Linked DNA regions of Homo sapiens: region 1 is linked to region 2. The links are chromatin loops, found by intact Hi-C in ENCODE. Cell type or tissue: IMR-90. All regions are shown on one strand. Links, peaks and the distances in the headings refer to the core of each region. The heading gives the core; the rest is flanking DNA.

The links. Peaks named below come from ENCODE experiments on the same cell type or tissue, not always from the same donor. Only the 100,000 strongest peaks of a DNase experiment are listed, where the experiment ranks them.
Region 1: a loop joins it to region 2, with 4 times the contacts of the local background. A loop is called at or near these places in 1 of 110 quality-filtered maps.

Annotation. Positions count from the first base shown.
Region 1 is chr9:82,448,037-82,463,761 of GRCh38, reverse strand. No RefSeq gene overlaps it. Among named protein-coding and RNA genes, the nearest start is that of SPATA31D1, 470 kb to the right of the region's middle. In IMR-90, for the core only: no CTCF peak of the experiment used is centred there; a DNase peak (open chromatin) is centred at 6,931.
Region 2 is chr9:81,971,805-81,987,529 of GRCh38, reverse strand. LOC105376107 (a long non-coding RNA gene) reads right to left here and starts at 10,285. Exons shown (of 5, transcript XR_002956914.2): 1 at 9,662-10,285. It overlaps LOC105376105 (a long non-coding RNA gene), which reads left to right and starts at 10,441. Exons shown (of 6, transcript NR_188611.1): 1 at 10,441-10,922; 2 at 13,283-13,589. It also overlaps a transcript of SPATA31D1 not described here. In IMR-90, for the core only: no CTCF peak of the experiment used is centred there; no DNase peak of the experiment used is centred there.

The DNA of each region.
Region 1 (15,725 bases), core at 3,234-11,233, 470 kb before region 2:
AGTGAGGATAACCTGGGCCTAGCCCAAGTTAAGGTTTAGCTGAGATATATTTGATGTATTTTCTCATTTGGGGCCCAGCAGTTACCCAGCATATGTTTCTATCATGGTGAGTTGTCTAAGCACAAGTGAGGTGAAGAGAAATGTGCAATGCCTCTTAGCACTTCGTATTAGAACTTGTATAGTAACCCTTCCACCCACATTCAACTGGCCAAAACAAATCACATGATCAAACCCAAAGATAATGGATCAAGGAAGTATCTCCACTCTGCTCACATGGCATTAGTTGGGTGAGGAAGGGGAGAAGGAAAATATTTTTTGACAAATAATACAATATACCAAAGGTCTTCAAACTTTTTCCTTAAAGGAGTCAAATAGCAAAGAGCATCACAAAAGTATGGCTATGTTCCAGATAGCCCATGGCTTATAGTTTGCTTACCCCAACAATATAACACAGTGTGCCCTATTGTCACAATTTTCACTCCTAGATGTAAATCAATGATACTCCAAGACTCATATTCAATCAGGATCAAAGTCTAGGATCTTATGACAGTATCTATATTGGACTGATTTGGCAACTCATGATCTAGAGACTTATGAATTAAAGTGGCAAGTCATCTGCTTGTATATATGGCAAGTCATACACACAAAATGAAAAGAGATACGTTAACTGCAGTAAACATCCTCATTTGGAAAAGAATTGAGGGCACAAGTCCCACTGAGAGTGGTAAATCACCCTGATTAGATCCTAGATACAACTTCTAGGAGTGACTCCCCAGTCCATTGTTCAACATGGTTCTTCGATCCACCCTTCGATCCATCCACATCTGAAAAGACCATCAGAGAATATAACTTTCTTAGAACTTAACCAGCTTCCTAAGCCTGTTTCTTGCCTGTATAAATTTGGAACCCCAATGTTCTCTTTTATTGTTCATTCTTAAATTCAGCCTGATGTACTTTTGTAATTTTTTTTTAGGCAATGAGTTTGATCCAGTCAGCCCTATATGTCAAAAGTCATACCCAGAATTCCTTTTGCAGAATCTCTCTCTCTCTCTCTCTCATTTCCAGGTCCTTTGGCTATATCTTCCTCCAGTGATATTACACCTTTCATCTCCAGTATAGGAGGCATTTTGTCCAATTATAATGATCTGCTGAGCCCCATATTAAGCCATTTAGAGTTTCTAACTGAAGATATGATAACTACATCCATATTTTGATGTTTGCTGTGGAGCCATTTCTTTAAAATTGAGTCCCTGATGTGGGATATAACCATGAAACTGAGTCTTAGAAAGCCTTTAAACTCAAAATATTTCTTTATTTTATCTTCAGCTTGTGAAGATAAAAAATATTTTTTTTTTACTTTCTAGAAGGTTTAAATTCTAGAGTTTCTGATCATTCTATATTCCCTTTCAATTTTGATTATTTTTTTCTATGTTCCTCTCTTGAGGCACCACTCCAAATGAAACTAGTAATAATCAGCTCATCCTATCAACAATTTGCATCAAAACTTCTGTACCCAATGCACAGATAAGACTCACTTTAGATCCAAAGAGAAAAATTGGTTGAAAAGATGGAGAAAAGGTATTCCATGCAAGTAGTAACCAAAAAAGAAATGGGGTGTCCATACTAATATCAGATAAAACAGATTTTATGTCAAAATTGTTACAAAATATTTAGAAGGTCATTATTTATGATGAGAATGATAGTTCATTAGGTTTCAGTTTTACCAAGTATTTCACCCCCAAATACCATGGATTGCCATTTATAGGTTATTTACAACAGTTTCCTCACTATCTCATTCCAAAGCCAATGCCCTATATTTTAGGTTGTTGTCACGGCTACATGCCATTCTTTTTAAAATTTCAACTTCTATTTTAGATTCAAAAGAAGACATATAAGCAGCCAACAAATATATAAAGATGCTCAATATCACTAATCATCAGAGAAATGCATCCCATCCTTACTACCATTTTTTGAATAAAGTTTTGCTTTAATAATGATGCCTAACAAACATTTGTAAAATTCAGTGGTTGACAATAACAAATGTGTATTTCCTGCTGATTATATAAAGTTGAGGAAGTTCATTACGGGTAGACCTGCCCTACCTGAAATACTAAAACTTTCAGGTTAAAATGCAAATAATTTAGATAGTAAGTTGAAGCTATATGAAGAAATAAAAACTCCAGGCCGGGCGCGGTAGCTCACGCCTGTAATCCCAGCACTTTCGGAGGCTGAGGCCGGTGGATCACCAGGTCAGGAGATCGAGACCATCCTGGCTAACACGGTGAAACCCCGTCTCTACCAAAAATACAAAAAATTAGCCGGGCGTGGTGGCGGGCGTCTGTAGTCCCAGGTATTCGGGAGGCTGAGGCAGGAGAATGGTGTGAACCCGGGAGGCGGAGCTTGCAGTGAGCCGAAATCGCGCCACTGCACTCCAGCCTGGGCGACTATTGTATTTTTGGTTGGTAACTCTTTTTTTGTTTGTTTCGTGCATAATTTAAAGGACATACTCATAAAACAATAGTTATATATTAGTGTTAATGGGCATATAGGTATAAAGGTACAATTATGATAATAAATACATAGAGGGTGGGGAAAAATGGAGCTATATAGAAGCAAAGTTTTTATAGAGCTATTTAGTTTTATAGAGCTATATAGAAGCAAAGTTGGTATCAATTCAGACTAGATTGTTATAAATTTAGGATGCTAACTTTAATCCCCATGCTAACCACTAAAAAATAACTAAGAAGTATATAGAAAAGGAAATGAGAAGGGAATAAAAATGATACACTGAGTAACTAAACACAAAACCAGGCAGTATTGGTATAACTGAAGAACAAAAAAAAATGAAAAACATATAAAAACAAGTAGCAAAATGCCAGAAGTAAGTATTTCCTTACCAGTAATCACTTTAAACATAAATGGATTAAACCCACCAGTTAAAAGACAGAGGCTGGCAGAATAAATTTAATAAATAATTCAAATATATGTTGTCTACAAGAGACTCACTTTAGATCCAAAGACAAAGTAGAGTAAATTTTAAAGGATGAAAAAAAATATTCCATGCAAGTAGTAATGAAAAGAGTGCTGGGGTGCCTATATTATCAGACAAAACCAATTTCGAATAAAAATGGTTAGAGAAGATTTAGAAAATCATTATTTATTTGGTAAAAATATCAACACATGAAGAATACATAAAACTTATAAACATGTACCAAAAATACAGTCCCAAAATATATGAAGCAAACATTGGCAGAATGCAAACCAAAGCCACATGCAATACTACTTTGCATCTACTAGGAGAGCTGTAATTTTTTTAAAAAAGGAAAATAACATGTGTTGGCAGGCATGTGGAGAAACTGCAACCCTATTAGATTGCTGACGGGAATATACAATGGTTCAGCTTCTGTGGGAAATAGTTTGGGGCTTCCTCAAAAACTTAAACATAAAATTGCAATATAACCAGCATTTCCACTTTTAAGCATATGACCAAAAGAATTAAAAACATAGACACAAATACTTGCACATGAAAGCTCGTAGCAGCATAATTCATAATATTCAAAAGGTGAAAATAACTCAAATGTTCATCAATGAGTGAATGAATAAGCAAATTATAGTATATACATACAATGGAATATTATTCAGCCATAAGAAAGAATAGAATATTTCTGGCACTTTTAGTCTCAGCTACTCAAGAGGCTGAGGCTGGAGGATCACTTGAGCCTAGGAGTTCGAGGGTATAGTGTGCTATGATCATGCCTGTAAGTAGCCACTGCACTCCAGCCTGGGCAACATAATGAGACTTCATCGCTAAAAAAATTTTAAAAAAATCAATAACGTCAAAAATTAGCCTAAAAATACAAAAATTAGCCAGGTTGGGTGGCATGCACTTGTAATCCCAACCACTTGGGAGGCTGAGACAGAAGAATCGCTTCAACCCAGGAGGCGGAAGTTGCAGTGAACCGAGATCATGCCATTGCACTCCAGCCTGGGCAGCAAGAGCAAGACTCTGTCTCAAAAAAAAAAAGACAAACTACCAATACATATAACGCGAATGGATCTCAAAAATATTTTGTTTTGTGAAAGAAGCCAGATTCAAAAGACTACAAACGGTATGATTCCATTTATATAAAATTCTAGAAAAGGCAAAACTATGGTAACAGAAAACATTTCATAAGTTATTAGATGCAAATATCATGGGAGTAAATTGACTGAAAAGGGGAATAAGGTCACTTCTTGGGATAATAAAACTGTTCCATATCTTGATGTTAGTGGTGCTACATGACTGTATATGTTTGTCAAAATTCACTGAAATTGAAATATCTAAAATTAGTGAATGTACAGTATGTAAAATATACCTTAAGAAAATTAATTTTTAAAAGAAGGAAAAAAACCTCTTTTTGCTAAACTTACATAGTGGTTTTTTTTTTAAATGCCCAACTTAAATCTTTATTTAGATGTGATATAGTAAAGTTCTTCCAATGATGGCCATAGAGATTTTCTAGAGTTGAGAGAAATCTTTTACCCTTTTGACTCAGGTGCTAAAGGGGACTATTAAGACGAATATGCCTTCTGTGCCAATGGAAGATTGAACCACACAATATATTCAACCATATGTTCTCATCTCAGCCTGACCATCTGCTGGCTGCACAATTAAATATATCATCTAGTTCACTGATTCCCATTTGAAGAAAAACTATGGGGTAAAAAAGACATATCCTATAAAATACTTAGTTAGCTAATAGCTATGTTGAAAGAGTCTAAGTACACTATCTTCCAAGAATAAACCGTGCACCCTGGGGGAAATAAATTCATTCAAGGTATCAATGTAACTCTGAGTTTGGAGGAAAAATGCTTTTATATCTACAAAAAAGAAATGGAACAGGAGTTGTGTCTCAAAAACTTGACCCAAGACAATCAAGAGGGCAAATCTATTTGTCTGATGTCTCTAGATTGCCCTTGAGGAGAAATTAGAGAAAAATTAGAGTTACAGCTATCTTCCCATTGCCACTTTGATGTCTACATTTCTGTCCTTTTGAGAATTTTTGTTGTTAAGGTAAATAATCTATATATATGTACTTCTAACAATGATGTAAAACTCCATTTTTACACTTTCTTGGTATGAACCATGATTTTCCCTGAGCACTTGTAGAAAAAAATCTTGGTCTTATTTCCCTATTTCTCCAAAGGCAGAATTAGATAGTTTGTTTTGCTTAAAACAGCTGGAAAATAACTGCTATCTGTTTGCCAGCCTACTAAAGATGTGTTAGCCCTGTTGCTAAATCCCCAAAGTTCATATCTATGAGAGTGTGTTAGTTCTTAACTAAAATGACATCTACAAAGAGACACATTATAATTCAGTCTCTTCATTCATTCCAAAAACATTATCATCAGGGTAAAGGTTCTGACGTTTGCAAAGTTAAATATACGACTGCTTCTTGAGAGATGGTCCTAATTTCAATCTTTTGCATATTTCATCTCAGCTGCTTCTCAGGATCCACTTCTTTCCCCTGCCAGTGGCAAATGGTGCCCTTCAGACGTTATCCTTTTCCCAATCCAGCACTTAGGACGTTGCAGCCACTCAGAAAAGCAGCCTGTCAAAGACTAAATCAGAAAGGATGGACCCTGCTGTTTTCTTCACTTCAGAGAGAGAATCCCCTGGGGTGACTTTAAGACACAATGTTCACCTGTCATTTCTAGCTCATCTGCAGAATCCACTTGTGGTGCTTTTCACATTCTCAGGTAGTCACATTTCTTTTCTTGTGCCTTTCGTTTATGAAAAATGAAACACCCCACAGAAGGTGAACCCAGAACTCTTTATAAAACGAAATTCAGCGAGGTGCAGCTAGCAAATGAATAATCTGCTTGCACTGCACTGCTTTCAAGCAGGCTTAAAATAAAGCAGTTTATAAGGCCCAAATAGAATTACAGTATAACAGACTCAAAATCCGTCTCTAAGCCCAGTGTTCAACCTAAGAGGGAAAATTCCAGAAGGGCTGCATGTTGAGCTGGCTCAAGGTCCGTGAAATGCTCAAGAAAGAGATCATTTTCAGTACCTCCTTCCACAACCTCTCACTACTTGTTAGGTGCTTTAGCTTATGATCATGCAGGGGACCTCAGAACTGAGAATTCTTGCTAGGCACAAGGTTTAAGAAGGGAATATCTTAGTCTAAGTTTGAATATTTAAATTATTTTCCAGAAGTGCACTCAAATCGGCCTACTGCAACTGAACATAATTCTTTAAGCTCATGATTGCCTAACCTGCTAAGTGCACACTCTAGCCCTCAGAGTTCCTTCCAGATGAGCTAAGTGCTTTCCACATGCAAATTTCATGATTAGAGATAGGCTTTTAATGGAACAATTCTGTAGCTCTATGATGTATAAAAACACTGGAGAAGAGGGGACCACCTTCTTACAACCTGGGACCGTTGAAAGGTTGCCAACCTCTTTAGCAGAGAAAAGTCTAAAATGCCAAAAAAAAAAAAAAAAAAAAAAAATCACAGCTACTAGTGGTCACCTGCTTGATTGAACCAAACACTCACTCCCTTTTTGTTCCGAAGTCCCCCTCCCAGACTAGGTCTGTTCAACTTAGGCCCTCCTAATTAGATGTCCTGCTTTTCAGAGCTCTCCACTCCATCCACTCTGCATGCCATTGAAAGATAAGTCTTTAATCCAGTGCCTAATTTCTCATTGCTTTGTCATGTGAGGTTTGCTTTCCTGACACATTCAGAATATCTTGAAGACTGACCAGGATCATGATTTAGACACTTTTTCCCCAAGCTCTTCAAGTTATCCAGTATAGTGCTTATGAATAGAGCATGGAATATGTAAATGATAGAGGCCCAAGGGAAGCAGGAAGCTTCAAGATGAGGCCTTTGGTCTTCACAGAGAGCAGAGGAGATGTCTTAGTGAAAAAGAAAACAGCCAAAAGGAAAGTGAGTCATCTGCTAAGAACCATTCATCCACTCATCCACCAAAGACTTAATGAGCATGTGTCGTGAGGCAGAGTCACCCAATACCAAATAGATTATATTCTCATTCTAAGAACAGTAAGAATTCCTAGCATTTGAAGGTATTCATAAGACACCTTCCCTTTGCTCTTTTTATGTTACATGGATTCTCAAGAATAAAACTAGTGATCACGGGAGAAATGCAGTTACAGTTTGATGTAAATGAACCAGAAAGTGCTTGCTCTGAGCAGTTGCTCACAGAGAGAGGAAGCATCTTATTAACTTTGCTGATGGCCCTTTCCAACATTGTCCAGGGTGTGACACATGAGCCGATAAAGTGGATAAAAGCAGAGTGATGGCTCAAGAAGTGAGTTTAGACCAGGCCTGGGATGAGCACCAGGCCCACACATGTTCTCATTAGTGGTCTCAAAATTTCACCAGCTCCCTGATATGAAGAATGCCTAGTTCATACAAATCACATTGTGTATATTCTGAATTTCAAGACAAACATTTGCATCTAACTTTCCTGTTGGCAAAGTAGACCAAGATCATTTTACAAATGTGGGCTTCATTCTCCAGGTGGTCTTTTGCTACTCTTCTAAATTTCCAAATTTAAAAAATGCACATATTGTTAAGGTGAAACACTTGCATTGAGTGGACACAACTACTGTTAACTTTTTTTTTTTTTGAGATGGAGTTTCACTCTTGTTGCCCAGGCTGAGGTGCAATGACATGATCTCGGCTCACTGCAACCTCTGCCTCCCGGGTTCAAGCAAGTCTCCTGCCTCAGCCTCCTAAGTAGCTGGGATTACAGGCATGTACCACCACGCCTGGCCAATTTTGTATTTTTAGTAGAGACAGGGTTTCTCCATGTTGGTCAGGCTGACCTCAAACTCCCCACCTCAGGTGATCCGCCTCAGCCTCCCAAAGTGCTGGGATTACAGGCGTGAACCACCGCGCCCGGCCTTTGTTACTATTTTAATGCCCTGATTGCTATGAGGAAAAAAGGACTTAAAAAATTAGGACAGAGATCTATTTCAATCCACTATACCATCACCCACTCACTCATGCTATGGATGCCCAGTAAATAATTGATTAATTAAAGTGTCAGGTCTGTTGCTTAATTAAATCAACAAGTTATTGAACAGGAATATTCAATTATGTACCCCAGGTAAACAAAGCTTCAGGTAACACTCCAAGACTCCTTCCACCCTGGAGCAGTGAGCAGGACTTGCAGCTAAGTCTCTAGCAAGCTTAATGTTTTCTGCTCTTTACCCTGGACTTCAGTCAAATCATCAGTTGTCCTTGTGCAGAAAGCACTATGATCACCAATATGATTAATAGGTCCTTTATTCTGTGGCAGGGCTTCCTAATGCCAGCTTTCAATGAGCTTTGTAAATGTCTTTTTTATGCCCTTCATTGAACATGTGCCTATGAAGTTTGAGTAAACAATGTGCATTTGAAGATGTAGACCATATTGGCAAATACATTCCTCCCACTTTTGAACTAGTATTCCTGTGACAAGGCAAAATTACAATGTTCCCTGACTCTTCACTGCCAGTTAAATTTTTGAGTTCATGACACCTTAGTGATTAGACGACACATTTATTTCACTTTAGCACCTGAACAATGATAGCACAGCACGGAAAGGACTTAAGGGATTTTCCAAAAGAAAAAAAAAGCTGTTGTCTTCTGTACTTCATGTTCTCTGCAATTGATTGTGAGTAAAAGGACAGGCAGTGCTTTGCAGCTTGCTGTACACATCTGTAAACAGGAGACAGATAAGTCTTTCAAAGTGGTCCGCAGTACATGAATGTTGCTCCAGTTTATGAATGACTGAGCCTCTCTCTCTGAGCTGAGAAAGTAGGCATAGGATATTGTATGTGAAGCTCTCTCTTTTGGATCACTCTGTCAAGAAAAAAAAAAAGCTAATCTGGAACAAATCACAAACTGTCCCTGTAAATCAACGCTTGGATGAGCCCTTTGGAAGTGTGGAACAAGATAAGAAGTAAGAACAACATTCACTCTGGTGAATACCATTGTGATCCACTCTGCAGATTTCAGGTTGAACTGCTAGTTTGTTTGCTACAGAGACATTTTACCAGAGTAGCAAAGTCCAGGCACAGGCATGTGGGAAACCAGGTACTGTTCTGACCTTTTGAAAGTCCTCCAGGGACTCCAATCTAGACTTGTTTTCTACTTAGTAAGCTCATAGCATTAGACCAACATCCTATGGGCCTTAGAAAAAGAAAAGCTAATTTATTGGTTATTTTTGTCTGTCCATTGACTTATTGCTTAAACATTATATTTTTCTTACAGAAATATTAAGGATGGCATCATATTACAATAAAACAAACCATTTATTAAAATATTTTTCTTAAAATTATATATCTATATACACATTTGTATATAAACAGACAGTGTGTATATATGCATGTGTACATACGTTCATATGTATATATATGTATGTATGTAGGTTTATACCCACACACACTTTTTAAATACATTTTTCACACAGAAAAATTCACAGCTATGTACATCTGATCTCCTTTTGACCTAGTTCATTGTAAAATACCATAAACCTGGCAGATGAGGGTGACTAATTTTCACCTGTGGTGAGACTAATGCGTTTACACTTTAATATAGCCATTTGTATTTTTTAAAACCAAATAAACTAAAATGAATGATCCTGCTCTCTGATCAAGAATATTGGCTGCATAAACCAAAAATACAGAAAGACACAAAAAAAATACAGATGCAATATTCTCAAAATATAAAAAGTGACAAGTTATTTAAATAATTGTCTCATATATTCAGAGTTTGGGAACTGTATTTGTTTGGTTATTTACAGAGTACTGATTCATATGCTTTTTCCATGTTAAAAAAAAATGCATTGATTCCTAGCCACCAAGTCCCTGACTTATTTTAGTAGATCTTCCTTCTGCAAAATGGTCCCTTGGTGATTCTGAGGATGAACACTAATATCAAGAGATAAGAGATTGAAATTTTACCATATGTTAGAACATGTGTACAGTGGAGCTTTTCTTGGATTGAATGCTGTCAACATGGGGATTCTTCAGCTTCAATGTGTCATTTCATCCACACCTTAAGCCCTCAGCAATGCTTTCTGTCCTTTGTTTTCATTTTATGAGAGGGGCCCTTCTCACGCAGATGTTTCTAAAACAAATTATATACCAAGATTCAAATAACTCATCACAATCGAGGTTCACTGCATTTCAATGATTCTCTAATATTTGCCACACTTTTAACTTTGTTTTTAGCAAAGTAATATGTGTTCATGATTTACATAATCAAATACTACTACAAGGTATTTTAAAAAGTTTTCCCTGACCTACCCATTCTCACCCTTGATTCTCGTTTTCCAAAGGCAAACATTTTCGGCATTTTCTTCTGAAATTTACCTCCATATTTTTAAATAACATTCTTACTGCCCTTTTCTTGATGTTTTTCTATTATAAAAAAACAGAAAAAAAATCTGTTTTTATGGCATACATTATCTTTCAATTTGTGGCATACATTATCTTTCAATTTGTGGAACAAATATGTGGAAGTAGGATCTCAGCTTCCTTACAAATCCACCCCAAAAAGACATACTCACACACCACTTTTTTTATTGTAAAACTATGTCACAATTTTTAGTTAAACTAATATTCATAGCGCCTTTCTTGTTCAACTTTTTGTTTTCTGTGGAGTAAATAATTGTTGTTTTTTGTTGTTGTTTTCCATATATCTATAATTAATATATCCCCAAGAGTTAAAGCTTTTTTTAATAGCCAATACAGAGATGGAAAATTTTTTCTATAGAGGACTGGAGAGTAAATAGGTTAGGCTTTGTGAGCCACATGGTCTCCGTTGCAACTATTCTACTCTACCATTGTAGCAGTGTAAATTACTGGGCAAGGCTGTGGTCCAATAAACCTTTATTTACAAAAATAAGAGGGATTGGGGGCTGGATTTGGCCTGAGCCTCAGTTTGCTGACCCCTGGTCTTGTATCAGGTGATCTATCGGTTTTTTTGTTTTCTTGAAAATATTCCTCCCATACATTTTGATTCTCTTGCTTTAATCTGGACTTGAGATTGTGTACAACTGCTGCAAAGCCATTACCTGACATTTCCCCATACCTCTCTCCTAGGTTGAATCCTTTCTTTCCTCACTCTCATGTCTTTCTTGCTTTCCATCATCCTTTCAATAGCTTACCAAGAAAAAGTGAATTGAAGGTCAATTGTTTGAGACCATGCAGGTACCTCAAATGACTTTATTTTATCCACATATATTTTTGATACTTTTACTGGGTATAGAATTCTAGGTTAGAAAGAATTTTCCCCTCAGAATTTTGAACCATATCTTTATTTCTTTGAGCTTCTAAATCTAATTGAGAAATATGATTTTATTCCAAGTCTTGATCTTTCCTATGTGACTTATTTATTCTTACTGGCAGCCTTCAGGATTTTTCTCTTTTTCTCCAGTGTCTGGAAATTTTATGATGATGCATATTGTTGTTGTTCTTATTTCTACCAATGTATTGGAGAATCAATAGATTCTTTCAATATCAAAATGTATGGCTATCATTTCTGGGGCATTTTTTTGGAATAATTTTTTGGCTAATTGTCTCCAATATGATCTTCTTTTCTGGAATTCCTACTACTCAAGACCTCTATAATTCATCCTATCTTTTTACTCCCTTTTCCCATCTCTGAGCATATTGGTTCTATTTTTGAGGATAGTGTTTTTTTTAACTTTATCTTCTAACTTCCAACCAGCATGGAAGTTACAATAAAACATGAATAGATGAAAATATACAAAGAATCACAATTAGAGGATGTAAACGTTTTTTGATGGCAAAGTGTTTGGAAACTTACAAAGCCAGTTTACACAAAGCACACAAGAATGGAATATTGGTATGGAAGGACGTAGGCATCTCAGGAACCTTCCCAGAACCTTCTCACAGGGGAGTACAGCCTTGGATGACAAGTATTACACAACAGAGATTCTGAGTAAACATATCCCTAGTATTTATAGATGAAATAGCTATAGAATTGTTTGATTAAAATTTTCTTCTTCACCTGACATTTCTTCTAAGTTCCTTTGTTCTATTCATTTGTTTTGATCTCTCTTCTATTGTAGACCCTTTCTTCAAATGTTTGGTATTTACTGGATACTGTTCATATTTATGAATGGTGCACTAAAAAGCTGACAAGACAAACATTAGTTTGATTATTAATTATATAATGCATGTCCTAGCTGTGCAAGCCTAGACACAATGTAAGCTTCAGTGAGTTATACTTTGCTCATCTATACCTGAGGATACTAAGTCTTCCCTGTATGGTAGTTTTGAATATCTAATGAGATCAAATACGATATGATAAGGGCCTGTCAAAAGCCATGCCCTTACAATTTATAATGGGATCTTTAAATTGACAATTTCTTCTCCTCCTGCTTATTAGCATACGAAAGAGAAGTTATTTATTTTGAGTCAGTACAATGTATCAGACAGACATTATAGGTTTAAGAATCAGACAAACTGGAAGATGCTTTCAAGCAAGTTTATTATTTCATTCATCTATTCATTAAAAAATATTGAAAACCATCTCTGCCTCTTACTAGCTGAGTGAGCTTAGGTAAATTACTAATGTTCTTCAGCTTTAGTTTACTCATCTATAAAATTAAAATAATAGTACCTAAATAGTAAGGTGGTTGTGAAAATGGAATAAAACACACAGCCTGCAGCACATTATCGGTGGTAGGTATATTATGCTAGATGATTATTTTAATAAATGAATTAGTGAGTAGCCACTTAGCATGGGTTTTTTAAAGCTTGGTTTTCTTGCAATATGGATTAGAATAATGATATTAAAATATTCACAGGCCATGCGCAGTGGCTGATGCCTGTAATCCCAGCACTTTGGGAGGCTGAGGCAGGCAGATCACGAGGTCAAGAGATCGAGACCATCCTGGCCAACATGGTGAAACCCCATTTCTACTAAAAATAAAAAATTAGCTGGGCATGGTGGTGCATGCCTGTAGTCTCAGTTACTTGGGAGGCTGAGGTGGGAGAATTGCTTGAACCTGGGAGGCAGAGGTTGCAGTGAGCCGGCCGGGATTGCACCACTGCACTCTAGCCTGGCGACAGAGAGAAACTCCATCTCAAAAAAAAAAAAAAAATTCATAAACACACTTTGCTCTTAATTTGCTTGTACTGAAGACAAAATATACTGTCTATTCAATCGATTTGCCCAACATTATGTAGCTACCAAAACTAGTACTTTGTGGACTTTTCAAGTTCATGTCTTCTATGATTGTAGGAGCTTTAAATGCATCAATCCTTGGGTCACAGCAACCAAAGAAAGAAGTGATAGGTGCAGTATTTGCAAAAGCAGTATGCCAGGAAAAAGGAGCCTCAATAGCTTGCATTCTGCATATGGAAGCTAGCTTATTTAGCAAGGGTATTTCCCTGTTTTAGCTGTTTCCTCATGATGTCATTTACCATTGAAAAAAATTGACATCTGAAGTCTCTGACCTATTTTAAGGCTGTCTTATCTCAAGAGGCATCTCTTCAGTGACTCTAAGAATAAGGCTGAGAGATGGGCATTGAAGTTCTGCCATATGGTGCAACATATGTACAGTTGGTATACATGTCTTGAAAGGATAGCAACATAAGATACACTTTATATACAGTGTATCATCACACATAAACCTTTCAAAAGAAGTCCAGAATATGTGTGTGCATGCATATAATTATAGGAATACATATGCATAAATGTGCATATATATGCATATATAGACACTCAGATATGTTAGTATACAACCAAGAATTGTTTCCATGAAAGCTTAAAATATTGGGAGATGACTGCCTTGGCAACTCTACAAATCTAATTTTGAATTAATTCGTTTATGTATGCAAAAAATATTTATTAAGTATCTATGATATGCCACATTGGACACAGTATTGAACTGCATCACAGGCATTGCAAAGGAAATGATGTTTTGTAACAAAGAGAATGTGTTACCTTTTGTAGAAGATTTTTAGGAAGAAATGGCAAACAATATTTTCCAAGTTCTAAGTAAGAGTCTGCCTTGACAAATATTAGTCCCATGGTTAAGGATTGTTAATGGAAAATAAGCATTTCTTTGTATTTACAAATTTTTATCTACCTATGGAAAGAATGAAAAAACTCTTACTACAGTCATGTGCCATACAATGACATTTCAGTTAACAATGGGCTGCATATACAATGGTGATCCTATAGGATTATGATACTGTATTTTACTGTACCTTTTCTATGTTTAGATATGTTTAGATACACAAATAGTTAACCATTGTGTTACAACTGCCCACAGTGTTCAGTACAGTAATATGCTGTACAGGTTTGTAGCCTAGAGACAATAGAATACATAGCCTAGGTGTATAGCATCATCTAGGTTTGTTTAAGTACACTCTATGATGTTTGTACAATAATGAAATCACCTAACAACATGGTTCTTATAAGATATTCTTGTCTTTAGTGATGCATGACTATAATTTAGTTACTACTTCAAGCCACACCTTTGCAAGTACTCTTTGTGCTCAATTAAACAATAATTAAAGAATCACACACACACACACACACACACACACACACACACACACACAATAATATTAAAAGATGATGAAGCTGAAAAAGAAGTGCTGCTCTGCTCTCAGAACTGACAAGATCTGCAAAATCAACCTCAACACCCCCAGAACCTGTTTGGTCTGTCTCGGAGGTAACAGGGACTTGCAACCAACAACTTAGCTGTTTGTCTTCCTCTCACTCATTCTTCCCTTTCATCTACCTTGCAATTCTTTCACCTGTTGCTGCCCTTCCCCACCTACTTCTTTTCTTCTGGTCTTTTTTCCCACTTGGTAATGTCTCTGTTTTATTATAATAAATACCCATTTCTGTCTAGCACCTGAAAAAAATCTTCAGATAAAAGCACTCTACAATAAAATAAATAAATGCAAGAAATCTTAGAGAATGGTGGCAGGAGGAAGATGATAATATGAAGGCAACACATTCAGAATTTGAAAAAGAGCCACCTAATCCAAATGCTCAGAAATCCATGTCACCCTAATCATCATGTCTACTGAATGTACTGTGACTATACCCAGGTCATTTGATAGAGGGCACCTGTAAAACTCTCAAAGAGAGAGTCTAAGTTTCCTTGGTGAGATGCATTCTTCCACTTACAGACACAGAAATACACAGATGTATAACAGAATAGAAAATAATAGCACATTTTCATTCAAAAATAACAGTAGTCAACTAGAAAGACAAAAAAGTAGTATACATTACATATTTTAAATAAAAATAATTTTAATATAGCAATATATTCTAATATAGTGATATCAAAGACAAACTTTCAAGTCTATCAGATTTTCAAAAAACAAAGTTAAGTCAAATTACTTTTCAAGTGATGTTAAGTCTATTTTTGCTTCTCATTGACCACAACAAGATATTTGTGATTAAATTATTACTTGTCATTCACAGTGCAAACAAGGCACTGGGTACTTTGTTTCTCACAATTTGTTTGTATAGGGCAAGTACTTAATATACATTAATCAATCTTCTCCTATCATTAAGCCATGCAAGTCGGGTCTTAAGTTTCTTCAAGACCACCTGGTCTTCAGTTCTTCAGTTAGAATTGCTATTGTCAAGGATTAACATCTTAATTAACTTAAAGGTCATAAACACAACAAATGGGACCACTTCCACATTGTTCCTTGAGTCCAAAACCAC
Region 2 (15,725 bases), core at 937-8,936:
GGAAGAAGTTGAGGCAAATTATTATAAACACACAGTTCATTTGGGTCAAGCTTGAGGATTGCGACCTGGGAACACAGATGCAAGTCCCCCTGAATATACACTCCAATTAGCAGCAGTTATGAGTGGGTTTTCAAAGTCAAAAAAAGAGGTCAAGGAGTGGGCTGATACAAAGTTGTAATCAGGAATTCTCATTGGTTTACAGAAGCGACATTGATTAGTGATTGGCTATACATTGTTAAGCTATATGGGGTGGGTTATCCTGTCAGGTGTGGCATTATTGGGTTACTATATAGCTCCATGTGGCAATAGCAAGCAGTTTCAAGAGATGAATACATAGCTCAAGGAGGAAATAGGGCTGTGATTTCTGTCTCATTTTAATGTCTCTCTAGGCCTGATAACTTAAGAGGACTCACATGCCTCAGATAAAAGTTCTTTTCTTTACAAACACACCCACACACCCATCCTGTGACAAATCTATCAGTATTTTCAAATCCAGAATCAATTAGTTCCTCCTTTTATTTCAATCTTATTTGTCATTATGACCCCACATTTCTAACTCTCCCTCAAATACAGACAGTCCCAGCCCTCCACATCAATTTGGTAACAAGTATGCAACTCCCTTAAAGCAGGGATAGGTTACAGTGCGCTAAGCTATTATGACCTAAAAGACCAAAATAGATGCCCCTTTATCAACTAAGACAGGCCCTAAGGGTAAGGAAACAAAGTTACCTATGGGTCAAGGGTTCAGGGCCTGGATGGCATGGCAAATTTCTAACTTTCTATAAATAGACTGCCTCTAACCAAACGAGCTATCAGCTCTGATCGGACAGAGGACCGGCCTTACAAACATTCTTTTCTGATAAGCTACTAATATTACAGATTGCCAGTATCTGCCAGCATATAGAGGCTGCATACAAACCACCTTTGTGTCCCATAGTTTACCTTATGATGTAAAGGACCAAATTCTACCTCATTTTAGTGCTAAAACCCCATTCCAAAGTGAACATGGGATGTATGATACATATATTTACTCATTGTGGTGTGCTCAGCTCCCACAGAAGTATGTATAGCTTCTCCCCAAAACTTGTTGAGTATGTATGAATATGAATGTAAAACACAACCTGTCCTTCCCCTATTCCAACAGAGAGCACCTTCATTCCACACTGGATGCTGTCCCTTCCTGGTTTGCAAACTGATAAGAGCAATGAGGCTCTCCTTTCTACTATTAAGTCATCCTGCTGGTATTGTGGATGATACTACTGATCCCATCAGTGTTTGGTAGCAGAGTGAGACTTAGGTGTGTCAAAGCCTTAGAGCAGAATGTAGTCTTAAGCAACCTCACCTGACTACACTGTGGGTCATGTAAATGTGATCTTTTCCCGAGTGCCTTGGCATCCAAAAAAACTTGAGAACATCTGCTCTATATTCTACATAATCACTTCTGCAAATGTCCAAATACCAACTGCCTGTCACACTTTATTCGGGTGACTCTTGTCAGTTTAAATAATTCCAATATCCCCCACCCCTAACCCACCTTCCTACACATTCTTTTCTAAACTCTTTATCATGACAGCTGTCCTCTAAACTGTCTTTTAATTTCTTATGTCTTTCTTAAACTATTGTTAAAGCAAAGTAAGTATGGCTTGAGAAGGACTCCATACTTCTATATTTGAGTCCTTGGGGATGAACTGTAACCTAGCTTAATAGTCAGACAAATTGAAAACCTAACTCAATAGTATGCACCTGTAACAACAGCTGAGTGTTGGCCAATCCCAGCGGCCATAATTCAACCACTCACAGACTGCTGAATGTTCAAACTGTGTTCAAATAAGGCAAACGCCAAGCTGTAACCAATCTCACTCTTTCTGTACCTCACTTCCAATTCCTATACATCACTTTACCTTTTTTGTCTATAAATTTGTTCTAACCACGAGGCATCCGTGGAGTCTCTGTGAATCTGCTCTGATTCTGGGGTCTGCCCAATTCACAAGTCATTCATTGCTCAAACTCCTTTAAATTTAATTTGTCTGAAGTTTCTTTTAACACTATAAAGCTCTTTATTTGACACCCATTGGCCACCACTGTTTGTTGATCTCTTTTGAAGGGCTAAGACAGCCTCCAAGCCAGGCCAGGTCTCTTTTCAATTATGCAGGAGCAGGTAACCTGCCTTGAGGATAAAATCTGCCAAGAGATGCCCCTTCCTCTTCTCTTTAATATGCAGTCTCGGCCGAGTTTTCATCTAATAAATACTTACTGCTGGAAACTAGGAGACACAAGCATCTGTAAGCCACGGGCTCTGCCATTTACCTCCTGGTGCAGTTGGAGCGATTAATTCTACACAGCTCAAGAGGTATACAAATGCAGAGGAGAGGTTCCCCCGCCTCCAGCATTTACAATCGCCAAGTGATCTCTGGAACAGAGATACTGTGAGTCATAACTCCTCAGACACATCATGCTCTTTAGCAAAAAATCCCTGCATGTGCACTCTCTCCAATTTTCTAATATGGATTAATGATTCTTTGAGGAGATGGTCAAAGAACAGCTTCTCTCTTTTAAACTGTCATTCATTGGCTAGATATCTTTACAAACATATGTATGCCTACAGTTGAAACCTACCAGAAGTTTCAGTAAAAAGGCTTTTCCCCAAATGCTAATAAGATTCCTTTTCTGAACCTGGTAGAAGCGCCTTCAAAATGTAAAGGAACAAGAGACTAGAGATATATTTATTTTCTTTTCCTGTACCACCAACAGTAAATTCCATTGACATTGAGTGACAGTGCTTCACACCACTTATCCTTTCTGCACTAGCACCAACTATAAATAATAAATTTGTCTACTTTATGAAGAATTCTACTTCCAGCCATCTCAGTGCATTTTCACAACTTACAAGGTCAGCAGGTCAGGTATTATACCTATTTTTTTTATTGTTAATATTTGTTTTTATTGTAACAGGCACTTTGATCTTACTCTGAATATTGTGCCTATTTTATCAGTGAATGAAACCGAAGCCCAGAGAGGGTAAGTGACTTCTCTAGATCAGACAGTAGTAAATATTAGAGCCCTAATGAATAAATTCTCTACATTCATAATGCTTCTACTTTACACAATATTAATATGTAATTTCTTTTCTTTTTTTTTTTTTTTTTTTTTGAGACGTAGTCTCGTTCTGTCGCCCAGGCTGGAGTGCAGTGGCACGATCTCGGCTTACTGCAAGCTCCGCCTCCCGAGTTCACACCATTCTCCTGCCTCAGCTTCCTGAGTCACTGGGGCTACAGGCGCCCGCCACCATGCCCGGCTAATTTTTTGTATTTTTAGTACAGATGGGGTTTCACCGTGTTAGCCAGGATGGTCTCAATCTCCTGACCTCGTGATCCGCCCGCCTTGGCCTTCCAAAATCCTGGGATTACAGGCGTGAGCCTCCATGCCCTGCAATATGTAATTTCTTAAAGTAAAAAGTATGCTGTAATATTCAAATTAAAGTAGTCATACATTTAAGAATATTCACTTTGTCCATTAAAAGCTGGCAAATTTGGGAAGTAACGAAAAGCTATTTTTGGTACTCTATCACCTCTTAGATAACTTTTACTTTCCACTCGTAGCATCAGTGTCTTCATAGGTTTTTTTTTTCCTATCCCCCTCTTAAAATCTGCTTTTAAGAACTATATTACTTATGACTACCAGTAACGTATAAAATAAAAGTTTAAAATGTCATCCCTCCCAGGAAAACATTTCACACATTCTACCACCAAGCCTTGTAATAAGCTCTTACCAAAGCATTTTAAGCAGCCTGTGGGAGGTGGCAGAGGTGGCTTCTGGTAGGATAAGACTGTCTCACCCCTGGACCCATGACATCTTCCCAATTTACCTACACCGTCACCCAGAAGTCTGGTCTTAGATTTCACATTGCACTTGGTTTTATTATCTCCAAGGAGAAGTCTTTTCCAAAAGCTCTTAGAGTAATATGCTACCACTTGAGGATGCTCAGTATAGATAAACTACTAGTTTAGGACTTTCATATCTTCCCAATTGCCTAGGAAGGCTCCTCAATGCTCTCGCCCTCATATCGTGACCACTGTCCTTGGGATAAGCCACTTGGAGGCAGCTGTTTTCAGGATCCCCAAAAGCCTGAAGCAGAACAGGTTCTGAGGCAAAATCCTTTATAATTGTATTTTAAAACAGTAGTTTTATCCCAGCACTTTGGGAGGCCAGGGTGGGTGGATCACCTCCCTTTTACATATCAAGGGATCTGCAAAAACACTCCTAGAAGTTATACATTAGTTCAGCAAAGTCAAAGGATACAAAATAAAGACGAAATCCTATTGTTTCTATATATTATCAATCAGTACATAGGCAAGAAATTTAAAAGTGCAGTATCATATGGAATAACTAAAAAAAATACTTAAGTGTAAATCTAATAAAACATGTACAAGACTTGTATGCTAAAAACTACACAGTACCAATGAATGAAATGCAGAAGACCTAAATAAATGGAAAGCTTTAGTATAGCATGTTCATGGGTTGGAAGATTTAATATATAAAGATGTCAGTTCTCCCCTAATTATACAAATGTTTAATACAGTTGCTATCAAAATCTCAGCATATTTTTATACACAAGATTATTCTACAAATTATATAGAAAGGGCAAGGAACAGGAACAGCTCAATTTTGGAAAAGAAGAATAAATTAGAAAAAATCAGTCTATCTAATTTTAAGACTTGCTATGTAACTACAGGAATCAAGACTCTGTAGTGTTAACAGAGAGATACACAGACCAGTGAAACAGAACAGAAAACCCAGAAATAGACCCACACAAATATGCTCGATGAATTTTTGACAAAGTACAAAAAACAATTCAATGGAGTAAACATATTCAATTCAATTCAGTAGTGTTGAGCATATGGATATCCATAGAGGCAAAAAAAAATCCTCTGCCTAAGTCTCACACCTTACACAAAAATTAATTCAAAATGAATCACAGACTTGGATGTAAATACTAAACTATAAAACTTTCAGGGAAAAAAAAGAGAAAGTCTTCAGGGTCAAAGGCCAGGCAGAGTCTTAGACATGACAACAAAAGCACAATTCATAAAAGGAAAAAATGGCTAAGTTGAATTTCATCAAAGTTTAAAACTATTGCTCTGTAAAATACTCTATTGAGAAGATGAAAAGAAGCTACAGACTGGGAGAAACTCTTAACAAATCATCTATCCAACACAGGCGTCGTATCTAGAATATGTTAAGAACTCTGACAACTCAACAATAAAAAAAGCAAACAATCCTACTAGAACATGGACAAAAGCCTTGAAGAGACATTTTACCAGAGAAGATATACAGATGGAAAATAAGCACATGAAAAAGGTTCACCATCATTAGCCACTCAGAAAATGCAAATTAAAACCACAGTGAGATATCACTACACACTTGTCAGAGCAGCGCATTTTGTTTCTAAAAAATAGTGACAACACCAAATGCTGACAAAGATGAGGTGAAACTGGATCACTCATACACTGCTGACGGAAATGTAAAACGGTACGGCTACAGCTTGACAGCTTCATAAAAAACTAAACATGCAACTATCATACAACTCAGCAATCATACTCCTGGTCATTTATCATAAAGAAATGAAGATTTATGTTCACATGAAAACTGTACAGAAATGTTTATGAAAGCTTTATTCATAACAGCTCAACACTGGAAACAACCCAATTGTCATTTAATGAGTGGTAAAGCAAATTGCAGTACACCCATGCCATGGAATAAAAATAATAAACTACTGATAAATCCAACAGCTTAAATGACACTCAAAAGAATTAAGCTGAGGGGGAAAAAATTCCCCCAAAATTATGTACTATATGATTCCATATATATATATATATATATATATATATATATATATATATATATATATATATATTCCATGTGTACATATATATATATATATATAATATTACTGAAATGGCAAAAATGTAACATTGGAAAACAGATTAGATGGAGTGGAGGGAGGTAGGAAGTGGGTATGTCTATAAAATGGCAACATGAGGGGTTCTCATGGTGAGAGAAATGTTCTGTGTCTTGGCTATTTCAATGTCAATGTCAATGGTTGTGATATCATACTACAATTTTGTAAGATGTTACCACTGGAGGAAAATGGGTTAAGTGTACATGAGATCTCTCTATTATTTCTTACAACCACACATGAATGTATATTTATCTCAAAATAAAAAGTTTAATTCAAAAAAAAACCTCAAACTGAATGGGGGAATAAGGATGTGTTTGCTATCTTGAGTGTAATGATTTAACATGTACATATTCATGTATATCAAAACTCCTCAAATTGTACACTTTAAATGCATGCATTTTTTGCATGTCAATTACTCCTCAATAAAATAAGGGGTGGGGTGCTGGGAGGGAATACAGTATGTCTCTTCCTCTTCCCTTCCTAATTCAATCTTATAATCATTAGTTAAGTCAAGCAAAATAGGTATCCAAACCTAAAGAGGAGGAAGGGAGCAGTTAGGAGCTGTTACAGTGTCCCAGAGCAGAGTGTAAGAGCTGAAGCAGGGTGAATAGGCATTTATCATAGAAAGGTTGCCTGGTTCCAGGTTTTGGATATCCAGTGAGTTGAGGAGGGTGCCTACATAACACAGCTGCTGGGCACATAGAGGTCTAAGCCCAAGTGGGTGGAAGAGGACAGCCATACCTGAAGGGCCATGGTGGTGATGAGAGATTGCTTACAGACAGGAGGACTGACTAAATAAGCAAATATGTTTAGGCTAATGGGAACCAGATTTCTCATTGTTGGAGAAAGAAGTCACCAATGTGGAAAGGAAGAAAACTAGAATAAACCCTGTAGTGTTAAATTACAACTAGAGGTACTGATGTAAACTCATGATTTTCAAGATACATAGATATGTAGAGAAATAGGTTGAGATTTAAATGTGTGAACATGTATGTATACTAGCTCTGTCCATCGAGAGGGCCTAAAACCAACACCACCTAAGATTAATAATAATGAACACAAGTAGCACTCCGACCTTGACTTCTAAATACCATTCTCCAATAAAGGAACAAGGGGTACTAAGAGAAATGGCTGGACCCAGGACTGATGCAGCAAAAGTATACGATGAGCCTGAAACATCTTTTTGTATCAGAAAGTAAGAAATAACAGAGATATATCCAAAGAACACAGAAGTCAAATTGAAGTAACTAGCTAAATCTATGACAATTTGGGCATCAAAATAAATATTGATAGTAACAGACTGAATTGGATTCAGTAAGAAAACAAGAATCTACATTGATATAAAGTAAGTCAATAGATAGAAAATTTTATGTGGAATTGCATATCTGTTTTTGTTTTGGAATGGGACATTTAACCTCAACGAGAATATTTTAATTTTGACTCAGATTGTGAACATGTATTACTAATATAATTAAAAATGTACTTCAAAGTACAGCTGATGATCTGAAGGTTCTTAAAGTCTATTGGGGGGAAGCATAGTGAACAGTGAGAATTCTAGGATTTCTTTGCCCAGCATATATTTCCACTTCATCCACATATTAGTAGACTAGCTATGGAGAAAATGAAGAGAGAAGCATAGAATAGCTGTTCTGTTTCTAGCTTGGGTGTCCTGGTGCTACTAATTAATAATGGGGATATCAGAGGAAAAGCAGCTTGGTGACAGAAGACGATAGTTCAGTTCGTAAGATTTTACCTTGAGGATGTTTAGCAATCAGTTGGTTTCACTGGCTTAAAATTCAAAGAATTAAGTTAGTGCTAAAATAGTTAACTACACGAGGGGATAACTTATCTAAGGAAACTGAAAAAAAAAGAAAAGTAGTAGACCAAGGGCAGTAAGAAAATAAACACTTAGAAAAAAGCTTTCTGCAGTTTGTAATAGGACAGTTTATAAGCAAGTACAATTACGAACAAACACAGTAAGCAAAATATTTTTTAAAATGTTTTAATTAGCAACTGCTCAAATGTCAACAAAAAGTAAAATTAACAGATATTTCTCATAAGAAGACATACAAGCTGCCAAACATGAAAAAATGCTCAGCATTACTAATCATCAGAGAAATGCAAATTAAAGCCACAGTGAGATACCATCTCACACCCGTCAGAATGGCTACTAAGAAGTCAAAAAACAACAGGTGCTGGTGAGGCCACAGAAAAAAGTGAATGCTTATACACTGCTGTGAGGAATGTAAATTACTTCAGCCACTGTGGAAAGCAATTTGGGGATTTCTCAAAGAACTTAAAACAGACCCACCATTCTGTCCCACATTCTCACTCTGGGTATATATCCAAAATTATTCACTCTCCCAAAAACACGCATGCACTCATATGTTCGTTGCAGCACTATTCACAATAGCAAACACATGGAATCAACCGAGGTGTCTATCAATGGTGAAGTGGATAAAGACATTGTGGTACATGTACAGCGTGGAATACTATGCATCCATAAAAAAACGAGGAAATCATGTCCTCTGCAGCAGCATGGGTGCAGCTGGAAGCCATTACACTTTGCAAATTAAAGCAGGAACAGAAAGTCAAATACCGCATGTTCTCACTTATAGTGGGAATTAAACACTGGGTACTCATGGACATAAAGATGGCAACAATAGACACTAGGGACTACTAGAGGGGGGCAGGAAGGGGAAAGCGTTGAAAAAGTAACAATTGAGTATTATGCTCAGTACCTGGGTGACAGGATCATTTGTATCCAACACCTCAGCATCATGCAATATACCCAGGTAATGAACCTGCATATGTACCCCCTGAATCTAAAATAAAAGTTGAAATTATATTTTAAAAAACTAGAAACTACTCAAACATCGATACAAAGTAAAATTAATATTCTACCATTTAATATATTATAAAAAGATTATGAAAGTTTATAATCACATAAAATGTACATGATGTGTTTTTCTTTTTAAGTACTTATTTAAGCAATGTAAAAAAATTTTTCATAGCAAAATCTGGAAATAAACATCAAAATGCTAAGAATAATTGTTTTAAGGATGGAAATCTACAGGGTTCTGCCTTCTACTTTTCCGTATCTTTCAAATTTGCTATACAGATGCTCCTTGACTTACAAGGGGGTCGCATCTGATTAAACCCATCATGAGTTGAAAATACCATAAGTAGAACCATCAAGTCAGGGACTGTCCGTATACTACTTTCCTTTCTTTTTTTTTTTTTTTTTTTTTTTTGAGAGGGAGTCTTGCTCTGTCACCCAGGCTGGAGTGCAGTGGCTTGATTTTGGCTCACTGCAAGCTCCGCCTCCCTGGTTCACACCATTCTCCTGCCTCAACCTCCCAAGTAGCTGGGACTACAGGCGCCTGCCACCATGCCCGGCTAATTTTTTTTGCATTTTTAGTAGAGACGGGGTTTCACCATGTTAGCCAGGATGGGCTCGATCTCCTGACCTCGTGATCTGCCCGTCTCGGCCTCCCAAAGTGCTGGGATTACAAAGGCATGAGCCACCGCGCCCGGCCTGTACTACTTTCTAAAAAGGGAAACAGTCACAAAAAGGACGCCCTCTCACCTGTTATGAGGGCAAACATAGTGATATTCCTGTCTTACAAGGAACACGGACACGTAGTAGGCTCTCAATAAATGCATGAATATATCAATATTTGTGTAATTAAAGACAGTTACCTGAGATTTTCTGTCCTGCAAAAGCCTGCAGTCCTCTCTGCTGGAGAGCCTCCTGTCTTGCTGTTCTGTATCTTGAAAGGCGTGACAAATGGCTGTGCTTCCACTCTCAGGAGTACACCTAATCTCTGTCCACTGGCACTGCGCCTTGGTAGACCTTTACCTGGGGTTCCCAGCCACGGTTCCTACCAGACACACTTCTGGCTCCCTCAGAGAAGGGGAAAAAGCACTTGTTGACGCCTCTGAAAAACAGCGTGTAGAGACAGCATCCTTCTTCCGGTTACTGATCCTACAGAGAGGGATGATGATCTCTTAATTTTGTGTGTGGACCAGCATTTTGACATCTTACACTGTCCTCCTGTCCAGCGCAGGCATTTATTTCCAAGGCACTGGCCTCTCTGGTGTCTGAAAAATCCCATGTTGTAACTGCATCAGGGCCCTTAGCCCATTCCTTAACTTCGGCCCTTAACTGAACAAAGTTCTTTACTTGTTCATTGCAGTACTCAGGGCCAACCCTACTAGCAGATATCAGTATCTCCTCAAAAATTACGTGAAATATGAGATTCAAAGCCAGGCAGCCAATGCAAAGCGAAGCCTTAATAGCGGTCAACATTGTTACTCTAATTATTATACCATCATCTCCCTCGAGTTCCATCGAGTATCCTTGGCAGGTGCAGCCCCGCGCCCAGGGCTCTGAGCGGTTTCCGAGGCCTCACGCGCTGGCGGGGCTGTTGAGATCGGTTGGGGGCTCCCAGGCCGCGAGGCGCGCTGCCAGTTGGGATGAAAATGGCGGATGAGGCCGGGCGCGGTGGCTCACGCCTGTGGTCCCAGCACTTTGGGAGGCCGAGGCGGGCGGATCACAAGGTCAGGAAATCGAGACCATCCTGGCGAACACTGTGAAACCCCGTCTCTTCTAAAAATACAAAAAAAAATTAGCCAGGCGTGGTGGCGGGCGCTTGTAGTCCCAGCTACTCAGGATGCTGAGGCAGGAGAATGGCGTGAACCCGGGAGGCGCAGCTTGCAGCGAGCCAAGATGGCGCCGCTGCACTCCAGCCTGGGCAGCAGAGCGAGACTCCATCTCAAAAAAAAAAAAAAAAAAAAAGAAAAGAAAAGAAACTGGCGGACAAAGGAAGAGATCCTCCTTCAGGCAGGGTAGGGAAGAAGGGCACTCGGTGACCAGAGACCTTTTCCAGGACCATGTCTTTGAAGCAAATCTCAGCTCTTGTCTTCCGGAAGCGATGGAGACAGAATCCAGAAGCCTGAGGTGAGATTTGTGGCCAACGCTGCCGCCTTTAGGAAGCCCAGCAGCGCTTCCTCGCAGGCCGGGTCTCTGGATGAAGCCTTGCCCCTGGCCGTGGCTCCACCCCCAGGCAAGGTTGGGCCCCAAAGGACGCTATACAAATTTGCTGTACAGATGCTGTAGTATGCCTCCTGTCTGAAATCTTTCCTATTGCTCTTTCATTCCTCCAGAAGTTTCTGAGCTATCTAATTACCAAGTGCAGGGCACAGAGCCGTGATGAGGGAGACATGATCTCAGTCTGGAAGACAGACTATTAAGCCAAATATTCCAAAACACTGTGGAGGGTGTTGTGAATTGGAAACCAAGGACGGATCACAGCTTGGGAGGATCAAGGCAGGTATCTGAGGGAAACCTCTTTAAGTATAATGGAAGGAAAGAGCAAAGTTATTTGATGGGAGTTCAAGGTGTTTGGGATATTTTTAAGTTTTATGATGAAAGGTTCCCATCTGTTGTCTTCTCATTCCTTTGTAATATATGTGGTCCAGCACATATGTTCAATGGGTGAGTGGGGTGGAGAAAATTAGGAAAGTGAAATTGTAATTTTGAGTAGAAAAGCAAAGAAATTTACTAAGAAAATAATAAGATAAACTCCACAAGACAGAGAGCTTTGCTTCCTCACTGGTGTGTCCCAAGTGCTTAGAAGACTGCCTAGCACAAAGTACTCACTGGAGGAATGAATGGATTATTTTCAGGCAGTGTTAGAAACTGGCCATTAGTTGTAGATAATAAATTAATGGTGGCACCAAACACTTAATTGTGTGATTTTATCCAAAAAGAATCAGCTTGTTTTTAGAAGACAGGTCTAGTAAAGGTAGCAAGTTGGATTTTCCCAGGCAGGAAAGATGAAAAGACACTGGGATAGGTTGTTTGGAGTAGACCATAAAGTCCAGATCTTAACCAGGTTTGTGGTTAAGTGTGGATCATGAAGTTTTTCTTGGAGAGGAAGGAAATTAAAAGGGTATTGGATTGACAAGGAGAAAGTTTAAAGTGGCTTGCAATTCCTGAATTGGTTGAAGAATTGGCATACTGAGGGCATAAGTGAGAAGGACAAAGGGTGGAATGTCAGACTGTATTTTTTCAAAAAGCAGAGATGTTCCTGGTAGTTCTAGGGTATGGCAGTAACTGAACTGGAATGAAGGTAAAGGGCTTTAAGATGACATCTATTCACCTGGATGTTGAGGCCTTCAACTGATTTCCTTCACATTGAGGGTTCCTTACCCTGAACCCCAATCCCAACTTTTTCCCCTCCCAAGGCTATCCACAGAATTACCATTCTTCCTGAACGTCTAAGCTTTGGTCAATGACATCACTCTGAACAAGAAGGAAGAAATGGAGCAGTAAGAGAGAGGGCTTTAGTAAATCCATCTTACTTTTGTCACCCAGAATTTACTCACCTTCTGGAAATATTTCCTCTATTGCCTTATGGGAAACTAAACCCAATTTCGATTTCAGTCTACGTGCAGGTGGAGTTGCCTTTCCCAACACTCCTATTTTGAGGATGGTATGTAACTCAGACTTGGCCAAAAAGATCATTCCACGTTTTTGGCAACAGTGATTGGTTAGGAATGGGCATGTGACCCGATTGGAGCCAGCAGGGTACTAATGGAACTTTTGAAGTAACTAGTGGGAGAGGCAACCTATTTTTATCTGCACTTGAAGCCTGGAGAATATAGCTATGAACTTGCCAGACACAAAGTCTTAATGAAGCCAACTCATAACACAGAGCAAAGACATGGATAGAAATGGAAGCTGAGGAAATTAATCGAGTTCCTATATGAACCCTCCTGCCTAGGGCCAGTCTTACTTCCAGACTTTTTGCCCCTAATTTCTTCTCTAAGTTTGAATACTGGCAGTGGTATTTCAGGTGGTTCTAAGGGATCTTTTCACTTTACCACACAATTTCTACCTTCATACCAACTTTCTCTTTTTCTTTGGATGCTACAACTTCTTTGATATTTGCGGGTTGTTTGTGTGTGTGTATGTGTGTTTTTTTTTAACTAGCCACCACTCCACACAGCTGTTAAACAACTTCCACCTTGATCATCTGGATATGGATCAGGATGATGACCTATTTGGCACCTTTGGCCACTTTGGCTTCAGTGAACTCAATGGGATGGCCAAAAAGAAACCCTTGTGTTAGGAAGTCTTCTAAGAAGTCTCCAGTGACTCTACCTCATGGTATTGACACACGTGTAATTATCCCTCCCCTTAAATGTGGGCTGGACATTCTGATTTGCTTCTAACCAGTAGAAAAAAGATACAGATGACGGGATATCATTTTCAATTTTAGTTTACAAAAGGTGTAACTTCTGTTTTGTTAGCAGACTCTCTCCTTTCCTGGCTTTGATGAAGCAAGCTGCCACACTGGAGAGGCCTACATGATAAGGACCTGAAGGTGGCCTCCAGCTAGCTCCAGCCAACAGTTGGCAAGGAATTGAGGACCTGAGTCCAATAGACCTTGAGGAACTGAATCCTGCAACAGCTACACAAGTGAGCATGGCAGTGTATCCTTCCCCAGTAAAGCCTTCAGATGAGACCCCAGCCCCAGCTGACACCTTGATTGAAGCCTTGTGAGAGACCCTGAAGCAGAGAAACCAGCTAGGCCTTGCCTGGATTCCTGATCCACAAACTGTAAGATAATAAATATATATTTTTAGGCCACTAAATTTTGAGGTATCTATTACACAGCAATACATATCTAACATACTTGTAAATCATCATAACCTTGGTGTAAGATGTAGTAGCATGGCTGGAAGGCAGGGACCAAGATCACCTTCTCCAAATAGGATGATATTGTGTCTGACAACATCCCTGCAAATATTGTCTTTATGCTCAAAGATCATCCCTCATACTCTTATACTGAAGTGGCATCACTGTGCTCTAAATATCGCTTATTAGACTCTAGGAAGTGAGGCCTAGGTAAAGGAGTGTTGGGTGCAGTGGATGCCAGGATGGAGTTATGAGCAGGGATGATGAGGTTATACTTTTCCCTCTTCTCTTTTTTTCCTTGCCCACTCACTCTCCCATTACATTTTTCTTGGTCTCTGTCTCCTTTTTTCCCAAGTTCTGAGTAACTGCCTGGTGACCATTCCTACAAGTCATTGCCAGGCAATCTCTTGGTCTTGTAAGAGTGCTATCAAGCCATGCATCTTGAAGAGATTCCCTAGAGAAGGGAGTCTTCTCTTTCCTCAAGATAACCTCATAAGCAAAGAGACCTTATGGTCAACTTCAAAATGTTCTTTTTAGACACAGTAACATGCCACATATAACAGATTTTTCAGCAGGACCCACACTGCCTGGACCATACCTCAGCCAAATAAGTGTCCACAATAGCAAAATCCACCCATTCATGCCTCATACAATGACCACTCACCTGTCTGATGCTCTGGAGTCAGTAGCTTTTTAAAAATGAAAGTAAACCACTATTTTCAGAAAATTATTTTTATTCCTGGCCTCTTTCAGAGATGCATTTTCTATCCCCACTACTGCTCCAAAAAGGGTACAGAAAGGGAAAAGATGTACTACTACCCATTTTCCATTTTCATTAGGGTAAGGTAGGAGGTGGGGAACATGGCACATTGCCCCAAACTTCATGAGGGAGAGAAGGGCTGCCTCTTGGGAGGAATATTTATTCCTCACCAAGAGATCCAAGAAAAAGATTTCTCCATGTCACTGATTTTAGGGTCTAAAACCCCCCACATTTCCAACTCTAAAACTTCCTAAAGGCCGGGCACAGTGGCTCATGCCTGTAATCCCAGCATTTTGGGAGGCTGAGGTGGGCGGATCACCTGAGGTCAGGAGTTCGAGACCAGCCTGACCAACATGGAGAAACCCTGTTTCTACTAAAAATATGCAATTAGCCAGGTGTGGTGGCACATGCCTGTATTCCCAGCTACTCGGGAGGCTGAGGCAGGAGAATCGCTTGAACCCAGGAGGCAGAGGTTGCAGTGAGCCGAGATCATGCCATTGCACTCCAGCCTGGGCAACAAGAGCAAAACTCGAAAAAGGAAGGGAAGGGAAGGGTAGGGTAGGGTAGGGTACGGTAGGGTAGGGGGAACTTCCTGAAAGGTTTTAGAGTAAACTTTTTGTACTTTTATGAAATAATAGTGTTTTAATTACAGGACATCTGAAAAGTGTCAAAAGATCCTAGGATAAGACTGAGGAGGCCATTATCAGGCTCCCTACAAGGGACTGGTCATCTTTTAGAAGCCAAAAGAGAAAAATAGTAAGACCTAAACTAATTCCTTCCTTTCCCTGAGCACAAGCTCTGGAATACCCAAAATCCACACCTCCAGAGCAGTACATGGAGAACACCACTCTATATTAAAAGAAACATTTATTGGGGAGGGTCAATATTCTTGGTTATGCTAAAAAGAGATTGCTCTCATCAGAGGATATACTATCATGAAAACTGAGAGGCTCTACAAGAACTGGATTATTCTTTGTGGAAAATTTTTCCTTCCTGTAAGTGCTGGAGAAGCATTTTCTGTTTGCAAAGAAGGGCCAAATCTCTGAACACAGTGCCTTAAGCTGGTTTAATGTCAGCCAGGGGCACCTGGCATACTTGCATGCAGATGGGGCTTGGATGGGACACAGGCTCACTAGAGGGCAGCAGGGGGGGGGGATTACTCTGGCATAATAGCTGCTCTTTAAATGTCACAACTTTCTGAGGATGACTAATCCTAGTCCTGATCCATCTAACACTTGAAAGATAACTTGGGCCATCAGAGACAGCTTCTTGGTTATAAGGGTTGGTACTTGACTCTT